Regions from separate parts of the Homo sapiens genome. Here regions 1 and 3 are each linked to region 2. Evidence: chromatin loops called from intact Hi-C (ENCODE). Cell type or tissue: heart right ventricle. All regions are shown on one strand. Links, peaks and the distances in the headings refer to the core of each region. The heading gives the core; the rest is flanking DNA.

Region 1 (10,679 bases), core at 1,110-9,109, 56 kb after region 2:
GGGCCCAGCTGTGTGTTCTCCTGTTCTGAGGCTGGGCGGGGGGCGGGGGACGTTGGGAGGGTCCCTGGGGGCCCAGCTGTGTGTTCTCCTGTTCTCAGGCTGGGAGGGGGACGTTGGGAGGGTCCCTGGGGGTCCCGCTGTGCGTTCTCCTGTTCTGAGGCTGGGCGGGGGGCGGGGGACGTTGGGAGGGTCCCTGGGGGTCCCGCTGTGTGTTCTCCTGTTCTGAGGCTGGGCGGGGGGCGGGGGACGTTGGGAGGGTCCCTGGGGGCCCAGCTGTGTGTTCTCCTGTTCTCAGGCTGGGAGGGGGACGTTGGGAGGGTCCCTGGGGGCCCAGCTGTGTGTTCTCCTGTTCTGAGGCTGGGCGGGGGGCGGGGGACGTTGGGAGGGTCCCTGGGGGCCCAGCTGTGTGTTCTCCTGTTCTCAGGCTGGGAGGGGGACGTTGGGAGGGTCCCTGGGGGCCCAGCTGTGCGTTCTCCTGTTCTGAGGCTGGGCGGGGGGCGGGGGACGTTGGGAGGGTCCCTGGGGGCCCCGCTGTGTGTTCTCCTGTTCTGAGGCTGGGCGGGGGGCGGGGGACGTTGGGAGGGTCCCTGGGGGCCCCGCTGTGCGTTCTCCTGTTCTGAGGCTGGGCGGGGGGCGGGGGACGTTGGGAGGGTCCCTGGGGGCCCCGCTGTGCGTTCTCCTGTTCTGAGGCTGGGCGGGGGGCGGGGGACGTTGGGAGGGTCCCTGGGGGCCCAGCTGTGTGTTCTCCTGTTCTCAGGCTGGGAGGGGGACGTTGGGAGGGTCCCTGGGGGCCCAGCTGTGCGTTCTCCTGTTCTGAGGCTGGGCGGGGGGCGGGGGACGTTGGGAGGGTCCCTGGGGGCCCCGCTGTGTGTTCTCCTGTTCTGAGGCTGGGCGGGGGGCGGGGGACGTTGGGAGGGTCCCTGGGGGCCCCGCTGTGCGTTCTCCTGTTCTGAGGCTGGGCGGGGGGCGGGGGACGTTGGGAGGGTCCCTGGGGGCCCCGCTGTGCGTTCTCCTGTTCTGAGGCTGGGCGGGGGGCGGGGGACGTTGGGAGGGTCCCTGGGGGCCCCGCTGTGCGTTCTCCTGTTCTGAGGCTGGGCGGGGGGCGGGGGACGTTGGGAGGGTCCCTGGGGGCCCCGCTGTGCGTTCTCCTGTTCTCAGGCTGGGAGGGGGACGTTGGGAGGGTCCCTGGGGGCCCCGCTGTGTGTTCTCCTGTTCTGAGGCTGGGCGGGGGGCGGGGGACGTTGGGAGGGTCCCTGGGGGCCCCGCTGTGCGTTCTCCTGTTCTCAGGCTGGGAGGGGGACGTTGGGAGGGTCCCTGGGGGCCCCGCTGTGCGTTCTCCTGTTCTGAGGCTGGGCGGGGGGCGGGGGACGTTGGGAGGGTCCCTGGGGGCCCCGCTGTGCGTTCTCCTGTTCTGAGGCTGGGCGGGGGGCGGGGGACGTTGGGAGGGTCCCTGGGGGCCCCGCTGTGCGTTCTCCTGTTCTCAGGCTGGGAGGGGGACGTTGGGAGGGTCCCTGGGGGCCCCGCTGTGTGTTCTCCTGTTCTCAGGCTGGGCGGGGGGCGGGGGACGTTGGGAGGGTCCCTGGGGGCCCCGCTGTGCGTTCTCCTGTTCTGAGGCTGGGCGGGGGGGCGGGGGACGTTGGGAGGGTCCCTGGGGGCCCCGCTGTGTGTTCTCCTGTTCTCAGGCTGGGCGGGGGGCGGGGGACGTTGGGAGGGTCCCTGGGGGCCCCGCTGTGCGTTCTCCTGTTCTCAGGCTGGGAGGGGGACGTTGGGAGGGTCCCTGGGGGCCCCGCTGTGCGTTCTCCTGTTCTCAGGCTGGGAGGGGGACGCTGGGAGGGTCCCTGGGGGCCCCGCTGTCCAACCTGCCTCGCTCACTGGCCTTGTCTCTATCTTCCAGGCAGGGAAGTTCAGCATCATTCCCACCATCATCAACGTGGGCTCTGGGGTGGCGCTCATGGGTGCTGGGAGTACCTCCCCTCCCTCCCCGCGTCCCACCCTCTCCCCGGCGGCCGCACTGGCAGGGAGGGGGAGGCTGCTGTTCAGGAGGACCGTGTCCCAGTGCCCCCAGAAAGAACCAGAGCTGGCAAGATCAGAATAGGCGTGGGAAAAGAGGGCTTTCTGGGATTTCACGCTCTGCCAGCTGTCCTCAGGTAGCAGTGACAGCCCGAGTCTCTTTCCAGAGCCAGGGAGGCATGTGCTGGTAGCTCTGCAGCTGTGCATGGGTTTAGGTCAGTCCCCAGCCGAGGCGTGGCTGGGATATCCCTGGGATCCCAGGTGAGTCCCTGAACTTCTAAAGTCTCTATCTCTACTTCTGCTAAAAGAGGGCAGGATTAGGCCGGGCGCAGTGACTCACACCTGTAATCCCAGTGCTTTGGGAGGGTGAGGTGGCGGATCACCTGAGGTTGTGAGTTCGAGACCAGCCTGACCAACATGGAGAAACCCTGCCTCTACTAAAAATACAAAAATTAGCCAGGTGTGGTGGCACATGCTTGTAATCCCAGCTGCTCAGGAGGCTGAGGCAGGAGAATCGCTTGAACCCGGGAGGAGGAGGTTGCGGTGAGCCCAGATCACACAACTGCACCCCAGCCTGGACAACAAGAGCAAAACTCCATCTCCAAAAAAAAAAAAAAAAAAAAAAAAAAGGGGGCAGGATTAGGCTGCAGACAGTTTCTTAGCCTGGGTGCTGCTGACTTTTTGGGTGGGAGAATTCTGTGTTGTGGTCTTACACACATCCTTGGACATGCCCTTAAACATTCCACAATGCACAGAGGGCTGTGCTGGGTGTCGTAGGAGGTTTTTGTTTGTTTTCTATTTCATATTTCACACTTTTCTGGTCGATACTATATTTTCCCAGACCCTGAGGATGTTGATTTCAGAGACAGGGTTTTTGCTCTGTTGCCCAGGCTGGAGTGCAGTGGCATGATCATGGCTCACTGCAGTCTTGAACTCCTGGGCTCAAGCGATCCTCCCACCTCAGCCTCCCCACTAGCCAGGGCTGCAGGTGCACCACCACCTGTGGCTAATTTTTAAATTTTTTGTAGAAATGGGGTCTCACTATGTTGGCCAGGCTGATCTTGAACCCCTGGGCTCAGGCAATCCTCCGGCATTGGCCTCCCCAAGTGCTGGGATTATGGGCGTGAGCCACCGCGCCCAGCCCATTGTAGGATGTTTAAGAGCATTCCCGGTTTCTACCCACTAGATGTTAGGGGCACCCTCCCCTGCAGTTGTGATGGAGCAAAATCCCAGCTGGCTGAGAACCACCCGACTGAAAGGCTGAGAGGCAGGGAAGGCAGCCCTGTGACTCTTCCTTAGAGGTGGCCCTTCAGTGGGGCCGGGAGCGGCTCACAGGGGAGGAGACACAGGGACTGAGGGCAGGGAAAGGCGTCCTGAGTCTACACTGCCCCGTGGTCCTTCTGGAGTTTTTGAGAGCCATGGGAGTGGTCAGTGCCCATCCCGGCAGGTCCCTTTCCCAGGTTTCTGGCAGCCTCTTCCCTCATTCCTCTCCCTGTGCACACAAGACAGCCCCACTGGAGGAGTCCATTGGGACCCAGGGGTGACTTTTGTTAAAACCTGGAAAATTGTGTCCCATACCAGGACCACGTTCCTGGGAGGGGGTCAAGAAAAGTGAGCTCCACATGGATCCCTACCTGCAGACAGTCACTGGGAGGGTCCTGGATGTTTGCGCCTGTTACTTTCTTACAGAAGGCCCACCTTCAGCTATCACTTTTCTTTTTTTTTTTTTTTTTTTGAGACGGAGTCTCACTCTGTCGCCCAGGCTGGAGTGCAATGGCATGATCTTGGCTCACTGCAGCCTCTGCCTCCCAGGCTCAAGCAATTCTTCTGCCTCAGCCTCCTGAGTAGCTGGGATTACAGGCGTGCGCCACCGCGCCCGGTTAATTTTCGTATTTTTGTAGAGACAGGGTTTCACCATGTTGGCCAGGCTGGTCTCCAACTCCTGACCTCAGGTGATCCGCCCACCTCGGCCTCCCAGTGCTGGGATCACAGGCGTGAGCCACTGCGCCCAGCCCATTCATCACTTTCTTGTGATGTGGGTAAAATCAGAGCACCCTCTGGGGACAGACCTGTGAACTGGAAGTAATGGCGCAGGAAGAGGTGGTGGTCAAGGTTAGGTTTGGGGTTGGTCTCTGGGGAGCAGCGAATTGGTAAGCAACATTTTTGGCATCTAGGGGATGGATGTGCAGCACCCAGGGTCAGGGGACCAAGATTCCTTGTTGGCCCCTCCACCAACCCTTCCCACCTCCACTCTCCTCTATCATTCAGGCCCCAACCCTGCCCTGTGCTGTGGGTGGAGTCTCCCTCTGCTGGAGGAGAGGGGCAATTGCATCGCTCTGGTCCGTAGGGCACGTTTTGGGTGTGAGGGGCTGAGCTGGGGTCGTCCACCTCATCATCTTCCTTTTTTGTTTGTTTTTGCTTTTGTTTTTGTCTCTTTTGAGATGGAGTTTTGCTCTTGTTGCCCAGGCTGGAGTGCAGTGGTGCGATCTTGGCTCACTGCAACCTCCACCTCCCGAGTTCAGGCGATTTTCCTGCCTCAGCGTCCTGAGTAGCTGGGATTACAGACACCCGCCACCACGCCCAGCTAATTTTTGTATTTTTTAGTAGAGACAGGGTTTCACCATGTTGGCCAGGCTGGTCTCGAACTCCTGGCCTCAGGTGATCCGCCTGACTCGGCTTCCCAAAGTGCTGGGATTACAGGCGTGAGCCACTGCACCTGGCACCCATCATCTTTCTTTGACTAGCACCATAGCGTCCTTGTTGGTTAGAACCCTTCCAACCTATCTCACACTGACTACCACAGGGATCTTTCTAAATGCCAAAATTCGGGCTGTGGTGCCTCCGCCTCACCTAAAGGATGAGGACCAATGCCTCGGAAACATTCTAAGAAGCCTAACAGGCCAGTCCCCATCCCCTTCTCCAGAAGCGCATCTCCCTCTTCCCGCACAGGCCCTGCGGCATTTCCCAGATGTGACAGGCTTGTTCCTCCCTCCGTAATGTCCTTCCACCTCTTTGTCTTGTATAAACTCCTCTTTAGTCCTTAAGGACTGAATAGGGACCCTCCCCAGGCTGAGTGAAGTCCTATGTGGGTCGTCATCGACACGCCTGTCTCCTGCACCAGAGGGAGAGTCCCCAGGAGGTCTCTCTTGTCCAGATCCTCTCCGTACTTCGGTGCAGACACTGGCACGTGCTGGGTGCCCAGCAAATGTGTTGAAGGAACGATTGGATGGGGTCCGGGTGGTGCGGGGTCGGGGAGTGCCTGGCCTGTGGGATCGGGGGAGCTCCAGTCCAGCTTGAGCTCCACCATGGACCAGCTCTGTGGTGTCGGACAAGGGTGCCCCTTGCTGAGCCCAGTTTCCTCATCTGTTAAATGGGGACAGTGATGCCACCTTTAGGGGCTGTTGCAGGATGGAAGGGGCAAAGTGCCCTAAATGAACAGTGCTCTCAGAGGTCTAGGATTCTGAATCAGGAACCCCTGTTTTGCAGGGTGCTTTCTTCTGCGACCTGGTACTCATCTACCTCATCAAAAAGAGAGAGTTTTACCGTGACAAGAAGTACGAGGAAGTGAGGTCAGTTCCGCTTCCAGGCCGGCGGCCCGAGGGCAGCCCTGTGGAGCACCCCCGTGGCTTCGAGCCTTTGCCCTGATGTGATATTGATGGCTGGGGTGGGAGGCAGGGGCTGGAGGGCCCGGGGAGGAGAAGTGTTCTGAGTACATGCTCTACAGAACCGGATTCGGCCTCGGCAGCAGTGGGAGGAGAGGGCGCTGTGGGCCACAGGGCGGGAGACGGAGTTCACAGGCTCCGCCTGATTCTGGACAAGTCCCAGGCCTCCCCGGGCCTCGGTTTCTCTATCTGGGAGATGAGAGAGTTGGTTTACCAATCGAGTGGTGTCTGCAGCACTTCTGTTTTGGGATTCTTGGACTTGGTGGTCCTGGTGCGCCGGGGCTGAGGGAAGCTGGAGTAGTAAAGGAAAGAAAAGCGGATATTTTCTTCCATGCAGAGGCTGTTTCCGGAGTTTCCTGGGCCCTGGGTTCGGTGGGGTGTGCGTGTTCACAGCGGCAGAGCACAGCGTGGGTGGGGAACCCTGATGACTGTGGGAGGGCGGGAAGGGGAAGGGGCTGTGGCTTCGGCCTTTGGGGAAGGCCTTCTGGAGAAGCAGGGATCAGAATGGGAATTGGGACAGACACCTTAGTACTCCCTCAGCACCCCCACAGCCTGGGACAGTGGGTGCAGGGTCTGCCTGGGTCATTCGCCTTACTGCACTCCAGCTATGGCCTGAACCCCAGCCCTGGGTTATAGCCGTGCGCCCTGACCCTGGCCACAGGCTGAACCCCAACCACAGTCCTGACTGTGCTGCTGAAGGAAGCAGGGTAGAGGAAGCCGGGTGGAGGACGCTGGGTGGAGGATGCAGGGTGGAGGACGCTGGGTGGAGGACGCAGGGTGGAGGATGCAGGGTGGAGGATGCAGGGTGGAGGACACTGGGTGGAGGATGCAGGGTGGAGGACGCTGGGTGGAGGACGCAGGGTGGAGGATGCAGGGTGGAGGATGCAGGGTGGAGGACGCTGGGTGGAGGATGCAGGGTGGAGGACACTGGGTGGAGGACTCAGGGTGGAGGATGCAGGGTGGAGGACGCTGGGTGGAGGATGCAGGGTGGAGGATGCAGGGTGGAGGATGCAGGGTGGAGGACACTGGGTGGAGGATGCAGGGTGGAGGACGCTGGGTGGAGGACGCAGGGTGGAGGATGCAGGGTGGAGGATGCAGGGTGGAGGACCCAGGATGGAGGAAGCAGGGTGGTGGCCTGCAGGGTGGAGGACCCAGGATGGAGGAAGCAGGGTGGTGGCCTGCAGGGTGGAGGACCCAGGATGGAGGAAGCAGGGTAGAGGAAGCCGGGTGGAGGAAGCAGGGTGGAGGACGCCGGGTGGAGGACGCTGGGTGGAGGACGCAGGGTGGAGGATGCAGGGTGGAGGACACTGGGTGGAGGATGCAGGGTGGAGGACACTGGGTGGAGGACTCAGGGTGGAGGATGCAGGGTGGAGGATGCAGGGTGGAGGACGCTGGGTGGAGGATGCAGGGTGGAGGATGCAGGGTGGAGGACGCAGGGTGGAGGACACTGGGTGGAGGACGCAGGGTGGAGGATGCAGGGTGGAGGATGCAGGGTGGAGGACACTGGGTGGAGGATGCAGGGTGGAGGACACTGGGTGGAGGATGCAGGGTGGAGGACGCTGGGTGGAGGACGCAGGGTGGAGGATGCAGGGTGGAGGATGCAGGGTGGAGGACGCAGGGTGGAGGATGCAGGGTGGAGGACACCGGATGGAGGACTCAGGGTGGAGGATGCAGGGTGGAGGATGCAGGGTGGAGGACGCTGGGTGGAGGACGTAGGATGGAGGAAGCCAGGTGGAGGATGCAGGGTGGAGGATGTAGGGTGGAGGGAGCTGGGTGGAGGACTCAGGGTGGAGGACGCCACGTGGAGGAAGCAGGGTGGAGGACTCAGGGTGGAGAGAGCAGGGTGGAGGATGCAGGGTGGAGGGAGCCGCATGGAGGAAGCAGGGTGGAGGACACCGGCTGGAGGAAGCAGGGTGGCGGCCTGCAGGGCGAGGGATTCTTCAAGGCCCACTCCGCCCGTCTAGGAGGGGAGGCACCCTGCAGGGCCGTCCCAGGTGAACAGCTTGTATCTTGTCCAGGGGCCTAGAAGACAGTTCCCAGGAGGCCGAGGACGAGGCATCGGGGCTGGGGCTATCTGAGCAGCTCACATCTGGGCCAGGGCTGCTGGGGATGCCGGAGCAGCAGGAGCTGCAGGAGCCACCCGAGGCGAAGCGTGGAAGCAGCAGTCAGAAGGGGAACGGATCTGTGTGCCCACAGCTCCTGGAGCCCCACAGGTGAGGCCACTGCTAGGCAGAGAGCCCGACAGCTGGGTCCTGCAGAGAGGGGTCCCCAGTTGGGGCTTCTCATGCCTGGCAGCTCCAGCGGACCCCTCTGCTCTGGTGTGAGCTGGCCACAAGGCAGGACATCTAGGAACTGGGAGAGCCTCTGTGGGAAGGGGCTGGTGCTTTACCCCGCAAGGTCCCCCTTAGCTCCCGAGACCCTGGATGGCCATGGGTGCCTGCTGTGCCATGCCGGCGCTCAGATGATAACAGCGCGCTGCTCCACAGCACTGACTCTCTGCCTGGAACCCCTCTGTACTCTCCGTATTTGTTAACTCATGTAAGCAACTGAATCAGATAGACACCGATCTTCCCCATTTTACAAATGAGGAAGCTGAGGCACAGAAAGGCTCGGTAATTTGCTCAAGTCACACAGCCGGTGAATGGCAGCGCTGAGATTTGAATCCCGGCAGTGTCTGTAGGATGAGGTTCTCCTGAGTTACTCTGCCTTTGCCGAACGTCTCTGTGCTCAGATGACCCCCCCTCAGCCCCTCTTCTGTGTGCGATTCTGGGGCTGCCCCGGCCTCAGGAGGGTGCTGGCCGTGCTGCCAGGGGGGTCCTTGGGCCGCGATTCCTGGGGGCGCTGGCTTCTCTGCAGACGAGGCTCAGCCTGCGTGGGGAGGGCGTCTGGCTGGGTGGGGGACCTGTCTCGGGCCTGCTCTGCGTCTGCCTTGCAGAGTACCTGTGCGGTGAGCAGGTGCCTGGCCCTTTCTGTGCCTTGTTTTCCCTTTTTTCCCCTCCCAGTGGGGGCTGGACACCTCCTGCTGTCAGACTGGGGTTCTGTGACTCTCTTGCAAACCACACCCCAGGTACTCACTGACCTTGGTGGCCTTTCTCCTGGCCCAGCTTTCATTCCTTGCTGACTCAGGAATTGGCAGCGTTCAGCTGGGAGCTGGGCCTGGGCAGGGAAGGAGCAAGAAATAGACTGGGCTGGAGAAGAGTGAGGAGAGAGAGAGGCAGGGGCTGCAGCAGTGGGGCAAGGAGGCTGGAGGCTAGGGGTCCGTATGGGGTAGACCCAGAGCCTGGCAGCCCTCCTGTGCTCCCTGAGCTGACTCTTACTTCCTGGGTGCTCACTTGAGCTCCCATTCTGAGCAAGCGGGAAGCCCGACGGCCTGGCTTGTCTTGGCTGAGCCTCGCTGAGGCTTGTGGGAGGCTGTGGACTCACAGGCCCACGCTCCAGCTGCCACCGCAATTGCTGCTACTCCTTGCCGGGGCAACTCCAGAGGCTTCTGCCTGAGCATCTATGCGTGCTGGGCTTCCGCAGGAACCCTGGCAGGCTGTGCTCTCTCTGAATGCTCTGCCTGCCTGCAGTGCTGCCAGGAGCGTTGCTGCCTCTGGTGAGGCTGGCCCACCCACCGGCTCCCGACAGTCCTCTCTGCCCTGTGCGCCCCCTCCCGCCCACACACAGGTCTGGCCATTTGCAGAATGCACAGGTGAATTTGGAGCAGCTGCAGACAGTGGAGATGTAGCCAGGGCTGCTGGCTACCAGCAGTGTCGCTGAAAACTTTGGGGCCAGAACAACCCGCAGCTCTGAACTGGGTAGAGGAGTCTGTGCCTGCATGAGACAGGGGCTTCCAGGCACAGCCATCTCTCCTGAACTTTGGGATCTTGCTGCAAGCTTTTTGCTGAGTGAGGAGGGGAGCCTCCCAATGGTCAGAGGGGCTCGGACCTAGAAGAGGAGTCCCTGGAGCAGGTGTCCAGGGAAAGGGACAGGCCAGGGTGCTGAGCGGAAGTGGAGTGTTTGGATTTTCCCTCAACCTGGCTGCACCTTCACTCATTCATATGAGCTGTAAACATGTATTGACGCATGCTGTGTGCTGGGCCCACCAAGAGGTGCTTAAATGAGATGCTGACCTAACCTCAGGGAGAGGGGCCCGCGTGTAATTCCTCCAAAGCCAACAGAGACATCACAGCCAGGCCCAGCCACTCCAGCTGGCCTTCCTCTAGCCTCTAGCAGGGTTTCCGAAATCCCTGCCGAGAATGATGGTTGCTCAGAGAAAGCTCTTGGACAACACCCAAGGGGACATTTGGGCTTGCCCCAAGGATAAAATTTAAAGGTGGCCATGGAGGCAACCAGGAAAGGACTGGAGCAGTCAGGAGGCAGCTGGCTCTTAGTGGGGAAGCCAGCTCCTGGGGAGTCTAGGTAAGATGGGGAAGGGGAGGCAAGAGGCCTCTGCTCCATCTGACTCCACCAGCCTCGGGACGCCCGGGGAATATGGACCTGCCCAGATGGGAGATACAGTCGCCTTGACCCTGCCGAGCTCCTGCCCTCCCCACCCCTCCTCAGAGGCTGGGCCTGAAGTGCTAATGAGATCAAGGATGGCGCCACTCAGCAGGTGTAAACGGGCTGAGTTAGGGAGGCCCTCATTCCCCTCCCTCCGTCCCCACCTGTCTTATGCCACGGCCACACCCACCTACCGCACCCTCAGCTGCTCTCTGCCTCCATCGCTGTAGGGCCTTGCTTTTTATTTATTTATTTTTTTGAAATAGAGTCTCGCTCTGTCACCCAGGCTGGAGTGCAGTGGCGTGATCTTGGCTTACTGGAACCTCCGCCTCCCAGGTTCAATCGATTCTCCTGTCTCAGCCTCCTAAGTAGCTGGGATTACAGGTGCCCACCACCATGCCCGGCTAATTTTTGTAGTTTTAGCAGAGATGGGGTTTCACCATGTTGGCCAGGCTGGTCTCCAACTCCTGACTTCAGGTGATCCGCCAGCCTTGGCCTCCCAAAGTGCTGGGATTACATGCGTGA
Region 2 (10,679 bases), core at 1,290-9,289:
CATGGTGCTGCTGCCCTCCAGACTGGGTGACAGAGTGAGTGAGACCTTATCTTAAAAAAAAAAAAAAAGAAAAGAGGCCGGGCGCGGTGGCTTACGCCTATAATCCCAGCATTTTGGGAGGCTGAGGCGGGTGGATCACTTGAGGTCAGGAGTTCGAGACCAGCCTGACCAACATGGCGAAACCCTGTCTCTACTAAAAATACAAAAATTAGCCAGGCGTGGTAGCACACACCTGTCATCCCAGCTACTCGGGCGGCTGAGGTAGGAGAATCGCTTGAACCCGGGAGGCGGAGGTTGCAGTGAGCCGAGATCACGCCACTGCACTCCAGCCTGGGCAACAGAGCAAGACTCCATCTCAAAAAAAAAAAAAAAGAAAAAAAGAAAAAGAAAAAAAGCATTATTGTTGTCATCTTCTCCCCCACATCCAACTCTAACCCTGCCTTCCGTGGTGACCCCACAGCTCTGTGAGGAGGACTGCTTCTCCAATGCCAGTGTCAAAGTCAGCTACCAGCTCCAGACCCCTGAGGGACAGACGGACCATCCCCAGCCCATCCTGGACCGCTACACTGAGCCCTTTGCCATCTTCCAGGTGACTCTACCCACAGCCAGTACCCAGCCCTCTTAAGAGCCTATCCCACAGAAACCACCTGCTCCCCTAACTTCCAAGAATGGTGGAGTTGGGAGGCAATGTCTTCAGACGGCATTTGGGCCCCTCACCGTACTCATGGTGAAACTGAGTCCCTGAGATGGTGTTAATGTGTCCCCGTGAGTGAGGACTCATGGGTAACGCAGGTCTCCATCTGCCCCTGGGGCTTGTTCCTTTATGTCTTTATGTTCACAAAAGCACTTGCTACATCTTTCATGAGGCACATGCATACATTGCATCCTGGGGACCTCACTTGGCAAGCGGCTCTGATGACGCTGTGATGGGGGTTCCTTGTGGGAGCTAGACTGGAGCTGTCGTGTCTTGCACTGCAGAGAGGATGCCCTTTGGCACACCTGCCTGTTCATGCCCTGCCAGGGCCTTCAGGCTGAATGGCCCCACCAAACCTGTATCCTAGCCTCTCCTCCTGGTGCCCATCAGTGCAGCTTAGACAGGCGGGTAGTGTCATAAGAAACTTTTGTCAGCCGGGCGCCCTGGCTGATGCCTGTAATCCCAACACTTTGGGAGGTTGAGGCAGGTGGATCACCTGAGGTCAGGAGTTCGATACCAGCCTGGCCAAGATGGTGAAACCCTGTCTCTACTAAAAATACAAAAATTGGCCGGGTGTGGTGGCATGGGCCTGTAGTCCCAGCTACTAGGGAGGCTGAGGCAGGAGAATCATTTGAATCCTTTGCCCAGGAGGCAGAGGTTCCAGTGAGCCAAGGCCGTGCCATTGCACTCCAGCCTAGGCAACAGAGCGAGACTCCATCTCAAAAAAATAAAAAATAAAATAAATTTTAAAAAATACAAAGATTAGCCCAGTGTGGTGGTGCATGCCTGTAGTTCCAGCTACTCAGGAGGCTGAGGCAGGAGAATTGCTTGACCCCGGGAGACAGTGGTTGCAGTGAACCGAGATCGTGCCACTGCACTCCAGCCTGAGTGACAGAGAAAGACTCCGTCTCAAAAAAAAAAAAAAAACCACAAACCTTCAATATATATTTCCTAAAAACAAAGGCATTGTCTTAACATAGTACAATAATCAAAATCAGGAAATTCACATTGATAAAATACTATTATCTAATTTACAAACTTTATTCAAATTTTGCCAGTTGTCCTATTAATGTCCTTTATAGCAAAAGAAAAAAAAGGTTCTGGTCCAGGATCATTCATAGCGTTCTACAGTTATTTATCTTTAGTCTCCTTTAATCTGGAAGGGTTTCTCACTCAGTCTTCCCTTGTCTTTTAATGACATTAACATTTTTGAAGGGTACAGGCCAGTCCTTTTGTAGAATGTTCCTCAATTTGTCTGATATTTCTTCATAATTAGATTCAGGTTATACATTTTTGTTTTGTTTTTGAGACAGAGTTTCGCCCTTGTTGCCCAGGCTGGAGTGCAATGGCGTGATCTCGGCTCACTGCAACCTCTGCCTCCCAAGTTCAAGCAATTCTCCTGCCTCAGCCTCCCGAGTAGCTGGGATTACAGGCATGTATCACCATGCTCGGCTAATTTTTGTACTTTTAGTAGAGACGGGGTTTCACTATGTTGGCCAGGCTGGTCTTGAACACCTGACCTCAGGTGATCTACCCTCCTCGGCCTCCCAAAGTGCTGGGATTACAGACGTGAGCCACCATGCCTGGCCAGGTTATGCATTTTTGTCAGGAATATCACAGAAGTAAAGTGTGTCCTTCTCAGTACACCATCTCAGGAGGCACCTAATGTGGACTTGTCCATTCCTAGTGCTGTTTGCCTGTGTCATTAATAAGCACGTCTCATTTTATGGTGAGATGCCTTGCGATTGTATCCTGCTTAACATCTCTTTATGTGTCTTTCCTTAACCAGTGATGACTATTATGCTATGGCAAAGAGATTTTTAAAAAGTTATTCCCCGTATAAAATGGGTGAGGAAAAAACCACGTGGTATTAGGCACATCGGTGTTACCAGAGAGTGCGTTCTGGCTGGGAGTTTAGATGGCTTAACCCCATTCTCTTTCACTGGGGCTGGGTGGAAGAGATCAGGCTATGTGGCTATATTAAAAATACAACAAAAGGCCGGGCGCGGGGGCTCACGCCTGTAATCCCAGCACTTTGGGAGGCCGAGGCTGGCGGATCATGAGGTCAGGAGATCGAGACCATCCTGGCTAACACAGTGAAACCCCGTCTCTACTAAAAATACAAAAAAAAAAAAAAAATTAGCTGGGCGTGGTGGCGGGCAGCTGTAGTCCCAGCTACTCGGGAGTCTGAGGCAGGAGAATGGCGTGAACCCGGGAGGCGGAGCTTGCAGTGAGCGGAGATTGCGCCACTGCACTCCAGCCTGGGCGACAGAGCGAGACTCCGTCTCAAAAAAAAAAAAAAAAAAAAAAAAATACAACAAAAAACCCTGCATGAAACTGTTGACCCACTTAGAGAGAGCGCCACGCTTTGACTTCTGCAAATGGCATCCCCCTTCCGCAGGAAGTAGAAAGTTCCCTTTCAAGCCCTGGGCTGTCATTCCCCCTCTAGGCCGTGGGAACAGACCTGCAGACAGCTGCCGAGGTGGCCACCGGGAGAGAAGTGCGAAGTGCAGAGGCTCTCCAGCCGAGGAGCTGGCTGCCTTCCTTCATAATACAAAAACAGACCCAGCTACTTTAGAACACTGGAATTTTTAAAAACACGAACTGGAGCTTTTCAACCTCCATGGGGCCTTTTGAAATGTGGCTTTCAGAATTAGTCGATTATGTGTAGGCAAGGGAAATAGTTAGCTTACAGAGACGACTAGCCAGGCCGGGCGCGGTGGCTCACACCTGTAATCCCAACACTTTGGAAGGCCAAGGTGGGTGGATGACCTGAGGTCAGGAGTTTGAGACCAACCTGGTCAACATGGCGAAACCCTTTCTCTAATAAAAATACAAAGTTAGCCAGGCGTGGTGGCACATGCCTGTAATCCCAGCTACTTGGGAGGCTGAGGCAGGAGAATCGCTTGAATCCGGGAGGCAGAGATGGCAGTGAGCCGAGATCGCGCCATTGCACTCCAGCCTGGATGACAGAGCGAGACTCCATCTGAAAACAAACAAACAAACAACCGAAAAAACAGATGACTAGCCATGAGGAAGGAACCTCCAAGGCCTGGACCTTGACGATATTTGGCTAGGCATCCCCCACTCCTGCCCGGGCTGTTCTGCCTATATCCGAAAGGACTAAGGAAGCTTCTCTTCGCGTAGGTGTCTGCTCCCTGAATGCTCAAAGTCGTGAGCTGTGTGTTGCTGCTGAATTCGCATGATGTAAATGTCATGGGCACCCCTAACATTCCGTGAAGGTCACCCCAGTTTTTACCTTGGTCAAAGGACTGGGTCACAGTGTGCCCATGTTATAGGACAGATCCAGGAATGTCACCCAGGAATGTCACAGTCCCTGCTCTTCGGGGACAATCCCAGCCTGCACCCCTCACCTCCCTGTAACTGCACTTCTCAGGGTGAGCAGGAGGCACAGCCCAAAACTTCCTATAAGGAGAAGAGCCGGAGGCAGGGCTGCTGGGGAAGGCGGAGCCTGGGCTGATCGGGACTCTCTGTCTGGTTACAGCTGCCCTATGAGAAGGCCTGCAAGAATAAGCTGTTTTGTGTCGCAGAATTACAGTTGGCCACCACCGTCTCTCAGTGAGTTGGACATAGCCGTCAGTTTCCTCGATTAACCTTCTCCCGAACGCTTGCCTGGGCAATTCCTTCATTAGGACACCCTGCACATCCCCTTCCCCTCTCCCCGTGGCCCACAAATGGCTTCTGCACTTATTATCTCAATATGTCCTCAGCTACCCCAGAAGGGAGGCAAGACAGAGATCTGTCTTCCCACTTTCTAGATTAGGAAGCAGACTCAGTCGCCGAGGGCCCTGCATAGGCCATTTGGTGGACTTGAACCTGGGTCTCTTGACATCCCGGACAATGCTATATTCAGAACCCAGCGTTCTTCACAGCCAGGCTGACCTCTACCTCAGTTAGAGGTAACCTCTTTCCCGGCCCACCTCTTGGCCAAATTAACTAATCAATCAAATATTTCTGGACCATCTACTTTGTGCCAAGCACTCTAGGTGCTGGGGATACTTCTGTGAACAACACAGACAAAAATCCCTGCCCTCCTGGTGCTCTTAGGGGGAGAAGATGGTAAGTAGGTAAATTCCATGTTGATGAGATGAACGTTGAAGACACAGGGAAGGTGGGAAGGAGTGTTGGGTGGCAGCTGATGCTGAAGTTTTCAATGGGGTGGTCACGGAGGGTGACACTTTGGCACACACTGGAGGAGGTAGGGGAACGAGCTATGTGGTTGGGTGTCTAAGGGAAGAGCAGCTGCAGGTACCCTGGGTTGGAAGCCTGCCTGGTGGGTGGGGGGCAGGGTGAGGAGCTAGTGGCTGCAGTGGAGTGGGGCGGGGTGTAATGAGGGAAGGGGAGGAAGGGGGAAGAGGCCATGGGGCTTCTTAAGCCCTCAGAAGGGCTTTTGCTGTGAGCTGGGAAGTCAGAGGAGTGACACACTCATGCAGCTTAGCAGGATCCTTCTTGCTGCTTAGCTGAGAAGAGAAGCGGCACTTGCTCCCTTTGTAACCACTCAGGTGAGAGGCGGTGTGGGCTGGGCCATGACGGGAGTAACAGTTTAAAGTGACAGCTCATACGTAGCACGTGCTGACAGAATGGAGGCGGAGGGAGGAAAGAGGGCCACAGCCCCAGCATGCGGCACTGCACTGTCCAACACACCAGCCACGCTTAGCTGTTTACATGTACATGAGTTAAAATTAATCACAATGAAACATTTTGTTCCTCAGTCACATTAGCCACACTTCAAAGACTCAGTGGCCGCCTGTGGCTGGTGGTGTTGGGCAGCGCAGATACCGCCTGTCTCCATCGCTGCAGACGTTCTATTGGACCACACTGAATTCCAGAATGACAGTGTTGCCAAGCACATGAGTGTGGGTTTAGACATGTAGTGGTCTTAGAATGCCCCCCAGGCCGGGCGCGGTGGCTCATGCCTGTAATCCCAGCACTTTGGGAGGCAGAGGTAGGCGGATCATGAGGTCAGGAGTTTGAGACAAGCCTGGTCAACATGGTAAAACCCCGTCTCTACTAAAAATACAAAAATTAGCTGGGCATGGTGGTGGGCGCCTGTAATCACAGCTACTGGGCAGGCTGAGGCAGGAGAATCGCTCAAACTCGGGAGGCGGAGGGTGCAGTGAGCCGAGATCGCTCCACTGCACTCCAGCCTGGGTGACAGAGCAAGACTCCAAAAACGGGGAGGGGGGGAGGGTAACAAAACAAAACAAACAAGCGTCCTTGGCGACTAGTGTTGTGTATGTATTGTGATTCTGTTGGCCAGCTGGCTGGAGTTGCCGTATATGGGGAAGAACGCAGTTCCCCAAGTCCTGGTCAGCCCTTTCATAGACATTTGCAGGACCAATTGAAGACTTTCAAATGCTCTGGAATCCAGGCTAACAAGCAGGCACAGCTGTTTCCAGCAGGGAATTAATTACAGCCAAGAACCAACCTCCCAGCCAGCTACTGGGGGTAGTAGAGATACAGCACGCATGGCTTGCCCTACATCGCCCCCTAGTGTACATAGCAAGCAAACGCTTCTCTTTCAAAAACGCTAGTGAGCCTGGTCGTCGGTGTCCAGCTGTCTCAGTGGTTTTTGACCTGAGGACATAGATCCCCAAAAGAATCTAATGAAGACTACAGACCCCTCTCCTTAGAAGATCACATGTGCATACATAAATTTTGGCATTCCGGGCCCTCTGAGACGGTCCCTAGGCCTCAGATTAGGCAACGCTGTTAATATTCTGATGACACTGAGGTCTCACGCCTGAGCTCTAAGATGTGTGTCCAGCTGACATGTCAGCATCTCTGCTTTGTTATCCTATATGCACCTCTTGTCATGTCCCCGATTGAACGCATCTTCTTCCACCCTTGGGTCTTCCTCCCATGTTACCTCCCTCAGTCAATGGCACCACTCAGCCACCGGCACCACTCAGCCACCGGCACCACTCAGCCACCTGAGCTAGAAACTCAGAACTTGCCCTTAACTCCTCTGTCCCCCCTCCCCTGCCTCTTTTTCGTTTCATTTGCTTTACTGTCTCTGACTTCTTTCCTTCTCCACTACTGTTGTCTTTTTTCTTCTTCTTCTTCTTTTGAGACAGGGTCTCACTCTGTCACCCAGGCAGGAGTGCAGTGGCGCGATCTTGGCTCACTGCAACCTCCGCCTCCCGGCTTCAAGTGCTTCTCCTGCCTCAGCCTCCTGTGTAGCTGGGATCACAGGCGCACGTGACCACACTCAGCTAATTTTTGTATTTTTAGTAGAGACGGGGTTTTACCATGTTGGCCAGGCTGGTCTTGAACTCTTGGCCTCAAGTGATCCACCTGCCTCACCTCCCAAAGTGCTGGGATTACAGGCGTGAGCCACCGTGTCCAGGCATCCACTACTGTTTCCTTATTTCAGGCATGTATCATCTCTCGGGTGGAGACAGCAGGCTCTGTCTCTGCTTCCTGTCTCTCCCTCCAGTCAATCCAGCCTCTTCTCAGCTGGGATAAAAACCAAACCAAAACCAAACAATGGGAACAAAACACACCTCACATTACTTCCTAGGCCGGGCGTGGTGGCTCACGCCTGTAATCCCAGCACTTTGGGAGGCCATACTTCCTAGATCTGCACATCTCATCTTTGGACATTTCAGATGGAAAACAGTTTTCTCGGTATTGCTAATATGTTTTTCTGTCAATCTCAGCTACTGAGAGTGGTTCTGCACTCTGGGTCCCTGTGATACCTCAGCATTCTGGAGGACCCTTTCACACATCCCCAGGACCCTCTTTTCCAGGACATGTGGACCCATGTCTTAAACCACAGCCTTTTAATGGGAAGGGTCTGAATGATTTTGTGGGTAGGAAGCTGAGGCCAAGAAACGGGGTAGGACAGTATGTCTTATGCACACTGTTCTCCAGTGCACAGCAGTGCCCCATAAATATTGTGGCATGGATGAATTTGTGTCATAGAGTACCTCACCTAGGGTCACAGTGAATTGGTGGTAGAAAGAGGATTTGGGTACAATTCTCTCAATTCTTTGGACTACTAGACTCCAGGCATTTAATTAGCCTTTTATTTATTTATTTATTTATTTTGAGACAGAGTTTCACTCTTGTTGCCCAGGCTGGAGTGCAATAGTGTGCTCATGGCTCACTGCAACCTCTGCCTCCCGGGCTCAAGCAATTCTCCTGCCTCAGCCTCCTGAATAGCTGGGATTACAAGTGCCTGCACCACACCTGGCTAATTTTTTTTTTCTTTTTTTGAGATGGAGTCTCATGCTGTCACCCAGGCTGGAGTATAGTGGCGTGATCTCAGCCCTCTGCAAACTCCCCCTACCGGGTTCAAGCAATTCTCTGTCTCAGCCTCCCGAGTAGCTGGGATTACAGGCACCTGCCACCACACCCGGCTACTTTTTGTATTTTTAGTAGAGACGGGGTTTCACCATCTTGGCCAGGCTGGTCTTGAACTCCTGACCTCAGGTGATCTACCCGCCTCGGCCTCCCAAAGTGTTGGGATGACAGGTAATTAGCCTGTCTTGGCTTCTGTTTCCTCTTCTATAAAATGGAGAGTAGCTGTACTATTTCACAGGGTTACTATGAGGGTTGAGCGTGTGAGACGCAGTCCTTGGCACATGGTAAGCACTAAATAAAGGGCAGCTATTATCGTCATCTCATGCAACAACTGAGATGGGCGTGGCAGTCCAGCTGTTTGCTTATGTTGAGAGGAAGAATGTCTAAGCTAAACGTATTCCTTAGGCAACTTATCTAAGAAGTTACTTAAGAAGGTGCTATTCTGGGCTGTGTGCGGTGGCTTACACCTGTAATCCCAGCACTGTGGGAGGCCAAGGCAGGTGGATCACTTGAGCCCAGGAGTTCAAGACCCGCCTCCACATGGCGAGACCCTGTCTCTACAAAAAATACAAAAATTAGCTGCACATTGGCCAGGCTGGGTGGCTCACGCCTGTAATCCCAGCACTTTGGGAGGCCGAGGCAGGCGGATCACCTGAGGTCAGGAGTTCGAGACCAGCCTGACCAACGTGGAGAAACCCCGTCCCTAATAAAAATACAAAATTAGCCAGGCATGGTGGCGCGTGCCTGTAATCCCAGCTACTCAGGAGGCTGAGACGGGAGAATTGCTTGAACCTGGGAGGTGGAGGTTGCAGTGAGCCGAGATCGTGCCATTGCACTCCAGCCTGGGCAACAAGAACGAAACTCCGTCTCAAAAAAATAAAAATAAGAAAAATATTAGCTGGGCATGGTGGTAAACACCTGTAGTCCCAGCTACTCGGGAGGCTGAGGTGGGAGGATCACTTGAACCCAGGAAGTGGAGGCTGCGGTGAGCCGTGATCATTGCACCACAGCACCACGCTCTAGCCTCGGTGAATGTCCTATTGTATTGCGTTGAGGTTTTTACAGATGAAATAAACTGTAACATTTTTATCTGTACCCTGTGCAGGCAGGAGTTGGTGGTGGGTCTCACAAAGGAGCTGACCCTGAACATTAACCTAACTAACTCCGGGGAAGATTCCTACATGACAAGCATGGCCTTGAATTACCCCAGAAACCTGCAGTTGAAGAGGATGCAAAAGGTGACTGTGACGGTGGCTGTGGAAACAGGTCCCTCACGCCCCTCCCTCGCTGCATGCCTGCTTTTCTGTGGTGGCCCCCTCACTGGCACCCCTGCCTCCAGCCTCCTCCTGGTCCAACCAACAGATGGTTAATAACTAGATAAATCCCCGCCAGTCCGGCTCCATGCCTCCCGAGGCACCATATTCTGCTGCAGTGCCACCCTCCCTATGTGCGGCCCTTTCTTCACCAGGGTTCTGAGAGAGAAGTGAGTCTAATGCCCTAAGACACTGAGAAAGTAAAAATTAGCTTAGACTGGGAAAGTGAAAATCTGCCCTGCCATTCCCAAGGCTGGATACAGACACAGATACTAGGAAACAGTCTGTTTCCCGAGGACACCCTGTGGCTGACAAGTATCACTGCACTGAGAAATTTTATTCTCTAAAATCACAGATCAGAAAACTTTGGGCCGGGAACGGTGGCTCACACCTGTAATCCCAGCACTTTGGGAGGCCGAGACGGGCGGATCACGAGGTCAGGAGATCGAGACCATCCTGGCTAACACGGTGAAACCCCGTCTCTACTAAAAATACAAAAAAAAATTAGCTGGGCGCGATGGCGGGTGCCTGTAGTCCCAGCTACTCGGGAGGCTGAGGCAGGAGAATGGCGTGAACCCGGGAGGCGGAGCTTGCAGTGAGCCGAGATTGCGCCACTGCACTCCAGCCTGGGCCACAGAGCAAGAGTCTGTCTCAAAAGAAAAAACAAGAAAGAAAACTTTGCTGTTTGAAGTAGTTACGTCGGTAATTATGAACCCCTATCCCTCTTGCCTGGAGAGTGTAAGTCATTTTGACCAAGAGAAGAGTCTGTTTCCACCTGAGGTAGAGAGCTTCAGATACAGTGTCTGTCAACTTTCTACTCCATATTAATGGTTTCCCAGGAAGCGGGCCCTGGGTCTGATTCACAGGCTGGCCTGCTGGTGACTGACTCCTTGACACTCAGCCCTGCTTTACCATCAAAACAGGACTTTATTTACATTTCATCTGAACTCCACCCTTCCCTGGAGTCCTTTAATAACCGCCTTTTCCATTGTTCAGTGATACACACAATAGTGTAGTTTTTGGATGGGTGCAGTGGCCCATGCCTGTAATCCCAGCACTTTGGGAGGCCGAGGCGGGCGGATCACCTGAGGTCAGGAGTTCGAGACCAGCCTGGCCAACATGGCAAAACCCCGTCTCTACTAAAAATACAAAAATTAGCCAGGTGTGGTGATGTACACCTGTAATCCCAGCTACTCGGGAGGCTGAGGCACGAGAATCACTTGAACCCGGAGGTGGAGATTGGAGTGAGCTGAGATTGCGCCACTGCACTCCAGCCTGGGCAACAGAGCAGGACTCTGTCTCAAAAACAAACAAACAAACAAACAAAACCAAAGTGTAGTTTT
Region 3 (10,679 bases), core at 1,848-9,847, 88 kb before region 2:
TTTTTTGTAGAGATGGGGTCTCCCTGTGTTACCCAGGCTGGCCTCTCGAACTCCTGGACTCAAGCAGTCCTCCCACCTCAGCCTCCCAAAGTGCTGGGATTACACGCATGAGCCACCATGCCCACCTGGATTCATAAATCTTCATGGTGTCTTTATCTTTTTAAATCTGGGATGTCAGGAAAGCACTCAACTGAATTAGTCTGGCCACACTTACATGGGCTCATGTTAAACCCATCTCTTAACTCTTTGAGATTTAAAATTATTATGTGTTTAAAATTATTAAATGCATTTTTTTGTTTGTAAATTTTTTTTGTTTTAAATGGAAGTAATAGCATATATCTGCAGAAGAAGGATGGGCTAAAAAATTTTTAAATTTTGTTAATAGCATGTAAAAACATGCTTGGTAGTAATAGACATTAAATCCTTTTTTTATTTTTATTTTTTATTTTATTTTATTTTTTTTTGAGATGGCCTCTCGCTCTGTCACCCAGGCTGGAGTGCAGTCGTGCGATCTCGGCTCACTGCAACCTCCGCCTCCCGGGTTCAAGTGATTCTCCTGCCTCAGCCTCCCGAGTAGCTGGGACTACAGGTGCCTGCCACCACACCTGGCTAATTGTTTTGTATTTTTAGTAGAGACGGGGTTTCACCGTGTTGGCCAGGATGGTCTCGATCTGACCTTGTGATCTGCCCGCCCCGGCCTCCCAAAGTGCTGGGATTACAGGCGTGAGCCACCGCGCCTGCCCATTAAATTCTTTTTTACATTATTATTTTATTTATTTTAATTTTTGTGGGTACATAGTAGGTGGGTATATTTATGGGGTACATGAGATGTTTTGATACAGGCATGTGACATGAAATAAGCGCATCATGGAGAATGGGGTATCCATCCTCTTTTTTTTTTTTTTTTTTTTGCGACGGAGTCTTGCCCTGTCGCCCAGTCTGGAGTGCAATGGCACAATCTCGGCTTACTGCAACCTCTGCCTCCCAGGTTCGAGTGATTATCCTGCCTCAGCCTCCCAAGTAGCTGGGATTACAGGCACATGCCACCACACATGGCTAATTTTTGTATTTTTAGTAGAGACAGGGTTTCATCATGTTGTCCAGGCTGATCTCGAACTCCTGACATCAAGTGATCCACCCGCCTTGGCCTCCCAAAGTGCTGGGATTACAGGTGTAAGCCACTGTGCCCAGCCCCCTCAAGCTTTTATTGAGTTACAAACAATCCAATTACACTCTTTATGTTATTTTAAAATTTACAATTAAATTATTATTGACTGTAGTCACCCTACTGTGCTGTTAAACAGTAGATCTTGTTCTTTCTATTTTCTTATGGACCCATGAACCACCCCCTTGACAGAATTGCTTCAGAGAAGGAAGGGAAAGAAGGGATGTGGAGAGGTACTGTGGGCCCCAGTTTCATATGTAATGTTTTGTGTGCCTGAGATCTTATAACGAATTAAGCATAAAGCTAGGTAGTAGATATATAGATATTTTAAATTTACTTTTTCTTTCCCTTTTTTTTTGAGACAGAGTCTTGCTCCGTCGCTAGGCTGGAGTGCAGTGGCGCGATTTTGGCTCACTGCAAGCTCCGCCTCCCGGGTTCACGCCATTCTCCTGCCTCGGCCTCCCAAGTAGCTGGGACTACAGGCACCTGCCACCACACCCAGCTAATTTTCTTGTATTTTTAGTAGAGATGGGGTTTCACCATGTTGGCCAGATGGTCTCGACCTCTTGACCTCGTGATCTGCCTGCCTCTGCCTCCCAAAGTGCTGGGATTACAGGCTTGAGCGACCGCGCCCGACCTTAAGTTTATTTATTGATATATTTACAAATTTTGCAATTGAGATTAAAGGAGATAATGTACTTAAAATATGTAGTAAAAAAAGCCGGGTGTGGTGGCTCATGCCTGTAATCCCAGCACTTTGGGAGGCCGAGGCAGGCGGATCACCTGAGGTCGGGAGTTCGAGACCAGCCTGACCACCATGGAGAAACGTCGTCTCTACTAAAAATACAAAATTAGCATGGCGTGGTGGCGCATGCCTGTAATCCCAGCTACTTGGGAGGCTTAGACGGGAGAATAGCTTGAACCTGGGAGGCAGAGGTTGCAGTGAGCCGAGATTGCACCATTGCATTCCAGCCTGGGCAACAAGAGTGAAACTCCATCTCAAAAAAAAAGAAAAAAAAAAAAAGGTAGTTAAAAAAGTACGCAATTGGCTGGGCGCCGTGGCTCACACCTGTAATCCCAGCACTTTAGGAGGCCAAGGCGGGTGGATCACGAGGGCAAGGGATGGAGACCATGCTGACCAACATGGTGAAACCCCATCTCTTAAAAATACAAAATTAGCCGGGTGTGGTGGTACGCTCCTATAGTCCCAGCTACTGGGGAGGCTGAGGCAGGAGAATCGCTTGAACCCAGAAGGCGGAGGTTGCAGTGAGCCGAGATCGTGCCACTGCACTCCAGCCTGGCGACAGAGCGAGACTCCATCTCAAAAAATAAAAAGTATGCAGTCCTGATAAGGCTAAGTTTCTTTTTTGACCATAGCCTTCAACCTTTCTGCCTCCTCAGAAGTAACAGCAGTTATCAGTGTGACTCATATTGGCCTTTTCTGGGTGTCTGTGTACATAAATATGTACCCTTAGTAAATGTATGGTATTGTTTAATGTCATCACCTTGCATGTAATTTTTTACAACTTGTTTTTTCACTCTGTGATACATCTTAGAATCTTTCTGTGGTATATAATTATCTCATTTTTTACCACATAATATTTTATAATGTGGATAAAGCATAATTTATTACCCTGGTAACTACTGGGTTATTAGAAATCGTGCCTTAGCAAACATCTTCGTGTGAGCTACTTCGTGAGCCCACATGTATGTGTTTGTTGAGGGGCGATACTGAGGACTGGAGTTCCTAGGTCCGTAGGGCACGTGCAAAATCACGTTTTCTGCAGACCCTTCCATTTGCCCTCCGCAGTGACGATGCCCACCAGCCGGGGAAGTAAGCCTTTCCCCTACTTACTGCCAGCACTTCACACTAAAAGATGTAAGATATCTCGATTCAAGGACCAGAGACGCAGGAAAAATAAGGTGTAAAATCTGGTCCGTGAAAACTGGTGTCTTCTTGTTTTCATGTGCATGTTAATGATTGGTAGTGAGGTCAACCCATCTCCTCATATATTTATTGGCCTTTTGTATTTCCTTTTATGTAAATTGCTTACTCATGTCCTTTGCCCATTTTTATTTTGGGTTGTCTTTTTCTTCTTAATTGACTTGTAGCATCTCTTTAGTTTCATGCTTTGACATAGTCACGGGCAGCATCTCTTCTCTTTCAGAATTGTCTCCACTACTGCGCGTTTCTCTTTAACATACATTTAAAAATTTTAGAAGCAGCTGGCTAACTTCAACAAATACTCCTGTTGAGCTTGATAGTGCTCTGATTGCTACAGATTAATGTGGGGAGAGGTATCGTGTATTTTATCAACACCCTTTGTTTAATCTTTCTGAGCCTGATAGGCCTGTTCTGAATTAATGCTGTCGTTGAGTGATAAAAATTAAGATAGTTTACCTTACTGTTATGTCTCGTGCTCTTTTGAAATAATTATAGTTTCTCTCAGCATGTTTCTTTCTAAACTCGTGTTGTCTGAACTATTAGGAAGGAGTGTGGATGGGATGTGCAGTTGCGGACAGGAAAATTCTATCATCTTTTCTGTGTCTTGTCTTTCTAGCAATCCCCAAGGTGAGACTGGAGACAATCTATATTTGCGGAGTAGATGAGATGAGCACCCAAGATGTCTTTTCCTATTTTAAAGAATATCCTCCAGCTCACATCGAATGGTTGGATGATACCTCCTGTAAGTACACCCGAGTTTCCTGTGAATATGCTTTTGTTGATGATTTTTCAAGAGTTCTTGCCATCAGAGATGGTGAATGGTTCTGGCCCATACTACTTGTTTATGCCGAACTTCTGCTGTTAGTCCAGGAGAGAAAAAATTGTCGAGCAGTGAAACGCAGCATGCCCTTGCCAGTCTGCCAGCTCATACCCCATAGTGTCCCACGTCAGCTGAGAGGTGGTGGCCAGGGCTCTAGGAGGTGGGTTACTGGCCTCTGAATCTGCCGTAGTTGATTGAGGCCTCTTTAACACTCACCTTTTCCCAACAAAGGAGAGGATCCAACTGCGTAGACTTGGGGCTGCATTTTCAGAGCCTTGGACTTTGTCATTACTGCCTTCTGTACTGTTACTCAGAGGGCTGACTCTGCCTGTGTCTCTGACCTAGAGATAGACCAGAATAGACACTGGACAGAGTGTCATTCTGAATAGACAGAATGACCTAGAGCTAAACACTCTACTAGACTTCTCATTTCTGCTTGCCTTGAACTGTGTGTTCTAGAATGTCACCTGCTTGCCCTGACCCATGAGCTTTCCAACTTGTGGGCCAACTGTAATTTTTAACTTGCCTGCTTACTGTAAGTCTGGCCTGACCTCTTGTTACTGCTTTGCTGGCTTCTTGTCTTGACTTACTTCTAGTCTGGCTTTACTTGCTGCCAGCTGGCTGACCTGCTGGGTAGCACCCTAGATGGCAGCCGGTTTTCTTAGCTGCTCTCGTAGGAAGATGTTTTCATTGAAAGACAAACATGACTGAGTGAAACATTTTTCTCCTGTTTTCTTTCTGTTTAACTTACACTATCCAAATCGGGAATTGGCAGACCTTTTTCTGTAAAGGGCTGGAATGCAGATACTTGAGGCTTTGTAGGCTTAACGGTCTCTGTCACATCTGCTCAGCTCTGCTGTGGTAGCATGAAAGCAACTATAAATAATACAGAAGCTATGAGTCTGGCTGTTTTCCAGTAGAACTTTATTTACAAAAACAGGCGGTAGGCCAGGCACGGTGGCTCAGGCCTGTAATCCCAGCACTTTGGGAGGCCAGGGCGGGAGGATCACTTGAGATCAGGAGTTCAAGACCAGCCTGGCCAACGTGGCAAAACCCCGTCTCTACTAAAAATACAAAAATTAGCCTCATGTGGCGATGCACACCTGTAATCCCAGCTATTCAGGAGGCTGAGGCAGGAGAATTGCTTGAATCTGGGAGGCAGAGGCAGCAGTGAGCCAAGATAGTGCCACTACACTCCAGCCTGGGCAACAGAGTGAGACTCCATCTCAAAAAGAAAGAAAAAACAAAAACAAAAGCAGGTGGTAGATGTGTGTAGTTTATTGTACATTAATTAAACCTAAATAAAGCTGGTACAAATGTAAATAAACAACAGGTGGTGGGCTAGATTTTGCTTGAGGGTTATAGTTTACTAACCCTGATTTAAGTCATTAAAACTGTGACTAAGGTATATTAGAATTGGAGGGACTCTCAGAATTACATAGTTCACCTACCTTGTATTATTTATCAGAACCTGAGAAACAGAGGAAGGAACATATTTGCCTCAGGCCACATGGCACATTAGTAACAGAAGTGAGAGCCTCAGAGCTTCATTTCCCAAACTGAGATATAGGGGACGCATAGTTTTGAGAAATACTCTTTTAAGTTTATTTTCCGTAAGATTTCTCAAAGCTCTTTTCTTGCTAAATTATCTTCCTTAAAGAGGCACATTAAATTAGTTGCTACAAAGCCAACTGGCTGTCATGCCTCCATTCTACATATCCCAGGGATACCTTCATCATCCACGTTTTCCAATGGGAATGATGAAGGGGGAATTCGTTTAGCATGTCCTGACAAGGAGCAGCAAAGGGCTTCCCTGTAGGGGGCGGTAGTGTAAAGGACAATCCAAACTTACTTGACAGTTATCAAGAACTGCTAATACTTACATATTGAGTGTTTAACTACCTGTGTTCTGTTCCAAGTAGTTTAAATATACACAACTCTTTTTCATGGAATACTTAAGTTATTTTGTGGAACCCAGTTTGGAAACGCAGCTCTAGGCTAATTTCATCAGAGAGATTTTACTACCCTTTTCTTTCTTTTCCCTCCCCTTCCCTTCCATCTTTTCCCTTCCCCCTTCCCCTTTCCCCCTACCCTTCCCCCTTCCCTTTTCCTTTCCGTTCCGTTCCATTCTGTTCCATTCCTTTTGTTTTTTCTTGACAGAGTCTCGCTCTGTCGCCCAGGCTGGAGTGCAGTGTGGCATCATCTCGGCTCACTGCAAGCTCTGCCTCCCGGGTTCACGCCATTCTGCCTCAGCCTCCCGAGTAGCTGGGACCACAGGCGCCCGCCACCACGCCCGGCTAATTTTTTGTATTTTTAGTAGAGACGGGGTTTCACCGTGTTAGCCAGGATGGTCTCGATCTCCTGACCTCGTGATCCGCCTGGCTCGGCCTCCCAAAGTGCTTTCTCTCTCTCTCTTTTTCTTTCTTTCATCTCTCTCTCTCCTTCCTTCCTTCCTTCCTTCCTTCCTTCTCTTTCTGTCTCTCTTTCTCTTTCTTTCTTTCTTTTTTATTTATTTTTAACTTTTCATTTCTTTTGAGACAAAGTCTCACCCTGTTACCCAGGCTGGAGTGCAGTGGTGTGACCTTGGCATACTGCAGCCTCAATATCCTAGGCTCAATCCATTCTCCCACCTCGGCCTCCCAAGTAGCTGGGACTACCGGCTCATGCCACCATGACTTTTGTATTTTTTTGTAGAGACAGGGTGTCACTATGTTGCCCAGGATGATCTCACTCCAAGCGAGTCTCCTGCCTTGGCCTCCCAAAGTACTGGGGTTATAGGTGTGAGTCACCATGCCTGGTCTATATTTCTCTTCATTAGTTGGTTTGTATATTTACTGATGATAATCTGTTGCTAGATGAGGCTGTAGTGATGAATGCGATGCAGAATCTGCTCTCAAGAAGCTTACCATTTCCATGCTGTGTAATGTCTTATTTTACATTTTATTTTAGGTAATGTAGTTTGGCTGGATGAAATGACAGCCACACGAGCACTTATCAATATGAGCTCCCTGCCTGCACAGGATAAGATCAGAAGCAGGGATGCCAGTGAGGACAAGTCAGCTGAGAAAAGGAAAAAAGGTAACAACACAAAGGAGGGAACTGGGGTCTGAAAGTCCTCTTCTTTACACAGTCCTGTTTCTGAGCAGAGCTCTATATAGCATCTCATCACCAAGTGTTTCTGAACTAATCTATGATGCTTGAGATCATCAGGAAATAGGAGAAAATACTGGACTTTTAAAATTATATGAGATAGTTCATCTTGTATCTCATTATATGAAATATTTTATCTTGTTTCATCTTGTCCTTCACATTCCATTTTAGACAAGCAGGAAGACAGTTCAGATGATGATGAAGCTGAAGAAGGAGAGGTTGAAGATGAGAACTCAAGTGATGTAGAGGTTAGTAATAGGGGAAAGATAGATGTAAAGTTATTGTAAAAAATTGCTCACTGTCTTTTTAACTTAAGCCTTAAAGACTTAGTTACGTTTTTTCTCTAGCTTTCACCATTAGACCTTCTGAGGGTGCACCAGGCTCTTGTCCTTTAAGTTAGTGTGGATATAGCGATTCACCTTGAAATCTTAGAATAGTGCTTATGCTTCTACAAAAAAAGAAAATAGTTTTATTGAGAAATACTTTGAAGTGTTATCTAATTAGTAAAATGAAGAAACAGCAAGTAATGGCATACTTCCTAATGGATTATGTACTGTTGTTAAAAATATTAACATGCATTCATTTAAAAAATATTTACTGAGTACCTATTATATACCATATTCTAAGTGCTAGGGATATAGCTTCAAGCAAAACAAAGTCCTGGCCCTCTCGGAGCCTGCATTCTAGTGGGGAGTGCAGAGGATACACTGATGCACAGATATCTCATACTGTGTCAGGTGGCAATGAGTGTTGTGAAAAGAGTAGGGGATAGAGAATGATGGAGACTGTTCTTTTAGACAAGGTGGGCAGGGGAAATCTCTGAGTTAGAAATTCTACAGCGGAACTAGTGCTATAATGCTTGTAAGTATTAAAGGTAGAATGCTTTTCTTAATGGTAGCTTTACTACTGAAGAAATATCAAAAGGACTTTAATTTTTATATTAAAAATACTCTTCTTTCTTAAGTTGGATACGTTGTCTCAGGTAGAAGAGGAGTCTTTGTTAAGAAACGATCTTCGTCCAGCTAACAAACTTGCTAAAGGAAATAGGTTATTCATGAGATTTGCTACAAAAGGTAAATGTAATATTTGGTATTGTTTTATATTTTCAATCAAAATGATTTATTATGGAGTGACATCCTTCTTTTTTGAATAGAAGTTAGATCAAGTAATCTCAAAGTTCCCTTCAAACTATAATATTCTGCGCTTATGAAATAATTGCTTGCCACCTGAGTTGGAATTTCTGACTTTAAAAGTGAATATTAACTATTTGTATATTTCTGTGACTTCTGGCTAAAGTTATTTTCTGTTGAAACTGGTTTGCCTCATATATTTTCAGCCAGTTACCATCTGAATTATGAAAACTTTCAAATGAAACTTTATTTATTACAGCAACGTCCTCCTGAACATTGCCAGTGTACCATTCGGTTCTAATTCCCTTCTCATAAGATTGTTTACACATGGTGACTTTTGGTGGGCATTTAAAAATGTGTGTGTATGTGTATATATGTATGTGTATGTATGTGTATATATGTATATGTATGTATGTATCGCGTGTATGTGTGTATGTATGCATGTGTATGTATGTATATGTATGTATGTGTATGTGTATATATGTATGTGTGTGTATGTATATGTGTGTGTATGTGTATGTGTGTGTGTATGTGTGTGTGTATGTATGTATGTATGTATATGTATTATACACATATACACATATTGGTTTTTTTAATCATTTGAGAGTTAGTTGAAGATAAAAACCCATCACCCCTAAATGTATTCCAAAGAATAAGAACATTGTTTTATACATAGCACACTTAACAAAATCAAGAAATTTAACATTAATACAGTACTGTTACCTAATCCGTAGTCGATTTTCAAATTTTGTCAGTTGTTCCAATAATGTCCTTTATATATTCCCCGCCCAGCCCCAGGTCTAGGATCCATCCAGGACTGAGTGTGTAAGTATGTAATGTTTCCTTAGTCCCCCTTAAGCTGAAACTACTTCTATCCTCCCATGTTTTCCAAGAATATAGGTTTACTATTTTATACAATGTCCCTCAGTTTGGGTTTGTCTGATGATTCCTCCTGATTGAATTTGGGTTGTGCATTTGAGACAGGCGTGCCACAGAAGCGATGTCATGTCATTTCCAGAGCATCATGTCAGGAGGCCCTGGATACTTACTCGTCCCAGTCCTAGGGACGTTCACTTTATTCACTTGGTTAAGGTAATCATCACTAGGTTTTTCCACTGTAAAGTTGCTATTCTTCCATTTGTAATTTAAAAATTGGTGGGCTGGCTGGTTACAGTGGCTCGTGCCTGTAATTGCAACACTTTGGGATGCTGAGGCAGAAGGATCACTTGAGCCCAGGAGTTCGAGACCAGGCTAGGCAACATAGCAAGACCTCATCCCTATTTTAAAAAATAAAAAAATGATTAAAATAAAAAATTGGTGGGCAGATACTTTGAGATCACGTAAATAGCCTCTTGCTCATCAGAGCTTCATGCCTTTCTGACTATGTCATTTCTTTACCAGTAGACAGGTGCTCTAAGGAAGAGCCTTCTGTTTTTACCTGTTTGTTTATTTACATCAGTTTAGAATCATGGATTCTTTATTCAGTGGGTTATCATCCATGGATATCAGTATTTAATTTTATTTATTTTTTTGTTTGTTTTGAGACGGAGTGTTGCTCTGTCACCAGGCTGGAGTGCAGTGGCGCGATCTTGGCTCACTGCAACCGCTGCCTCCCTGCAACCTCTGCCTCCCTGCAACCTCTGCCTCCTGGGTTCAAGCAATTCTCCTGTCTCAGCTTCCCTAGTAGCTGGGACTACAGGTGCATGCCACCATGCCCAGCTAATTTTTGTATTTTTAGTAGAGATGGGGTTCACCATGTTGGCCAGGATGGTCTCGATCTCTTGACCTTGTGATCCGCCCGCCTCAGCCTCCCAAAGTACTGGGATTACAGGCGTGAGCCATCGCGCCCAGCCTAATATCAGTATTTTAATTTACAAATTGTCTTGGATTTGGCCAGTAGAGCCCCTTCAAGCTGTTTTGACATACTCCATGATTCTTTAAGCACTTTCTTTCTTTATGGCACAACAAAACATCTTGCTTTTCCAGACTCATTTTGCATCTTACCTGCTCCACATCTGGAATCAGCCATTTCTCCAAGGAGCTGGTGGGCATGGTTTGAGGGGTTCGGGGGTTGGGGGCTATACATACTGGTTTGTGTTGTCACGTTTACCTACAGCCCTGGATATATTTACAGTGGTGTTTGTTCTTTACAGTCAGAGTGTCCAAGAACTGTGGAAGGTCTTTGTATTACTACTTTTGACAAAAATTTATGATGACTGACCACCTTTCTTTCCTGTTAACTGACATTTCAACTTGACAAATGTGATCTTTACCACATTTACTCATTTGAGTGGCTGAGTACATTCTACATGTATAGTATTATGCTGTTTTCTTTAAGCCATTTTGAGGAGCACAATAAACTGGAAAAATGATTTACCAAATATATGGAATTATATGTAGTCTGTTTCCTTAATCCTGATGCTGTGTTGTTGGCATGTGATCCTTCAGAAGTGAATATCATCTTTCATG

What was found. A loop is a pair of places that touch in the nucleus more often than their neighbours do. Peaks named below come from ENCODE experiments on the same cell type or tissue, not always from the same donor. Only the 100,000 strongest peaks of a DNase experiment are listed, where the experiment ranks them.
Region 1: it touches region 2 in a loop (3-fold over the local background); 28 of 110 quality-filtered maps call a loop at or near these places.
Region 3: a loop joins it to region 2, with 5 times the contacts of the local background. A loop is called at or near these places in 58 of 110 quality-filtered maps.

The regions. Positions count from the first base shown.
Region 1 is chr17:3,676,796-3,687,474 of GRCh38, reverse strand. It overlaps P2RX5 (purinergic receptor P2X 5), which reads left to right. Exons shown (of 12, transcript NM_002561.4): 10 at 5,497-5,579; 11 at 7,691-7,885. P2RX5-TAX1BP3 (P2RX5-TAX1BP3 readthrough (NMD candidate)) reads left to right here. Exons shown (of 15, transcript NR_037928.1): 10 at 5,497-5,579; 11 at 7,691-7,885. Among named protein-coding and RNA genes, the nearest start is that of EMC6, 13 kb to the right of the region's middle. In heart right ventricle, for the core only: CTCF peaks have their summits at 4,113 and 4,315 (motif pointing left); no DNase peak of the experiment used is centred there; H3K27me3 peaks cover 2,020 bases.
Region 2 is chr17:3,733,399-3,744,077 of GRCh38, reverse strand. It overlaps ITGAE (integrin subunit alpha E), which reads left to right. Exons shown (of 31, transcript NM_002208.5): 19 at 461-589; 20 at 4,200-4,273; 21 at 9,129-9,261. Among named protein-coding and RNA genes, the nearest start is that of HASPIN, 15 kb to the right of the region's middle. RefSeq lists an enhancer at 5,989-6,283. In heart right ventricle, for the core only: a CTCF peak has its summit at 6,210 (motif pointing left); DNase peaks (open chromatin) are centred at 3,132, 5,273, 5,597 and 6,137; H3K4me3 peaks cover 546 bases; H3K27ac peaks cover 473 bases.
Region 3 is chr17:3,822,416-3,833,094 of GRCh38, reverse strand. NCBP3 (nuclear cap binding subunit 3) reads left to right here. Exons shown (of 13, transcript NM_001114118.3): 4 at 3,727-3,852; 5 at 6,880-7,008; 6 at 7,252-7,328; 7 at 8,045-8,153. Among named protein-coding and RNA genes, the nearest start is that of NCBP3, 18 kb to the left of the region's middle. RefSeq lists a silencer at 704-883. In heart right ventricle, for the core only: a CTCF peak has its summit at 5,740 (motif pointing right); no DNase peak of the experiment used is centred there; H3K27ac peaks cover 2,003 bases.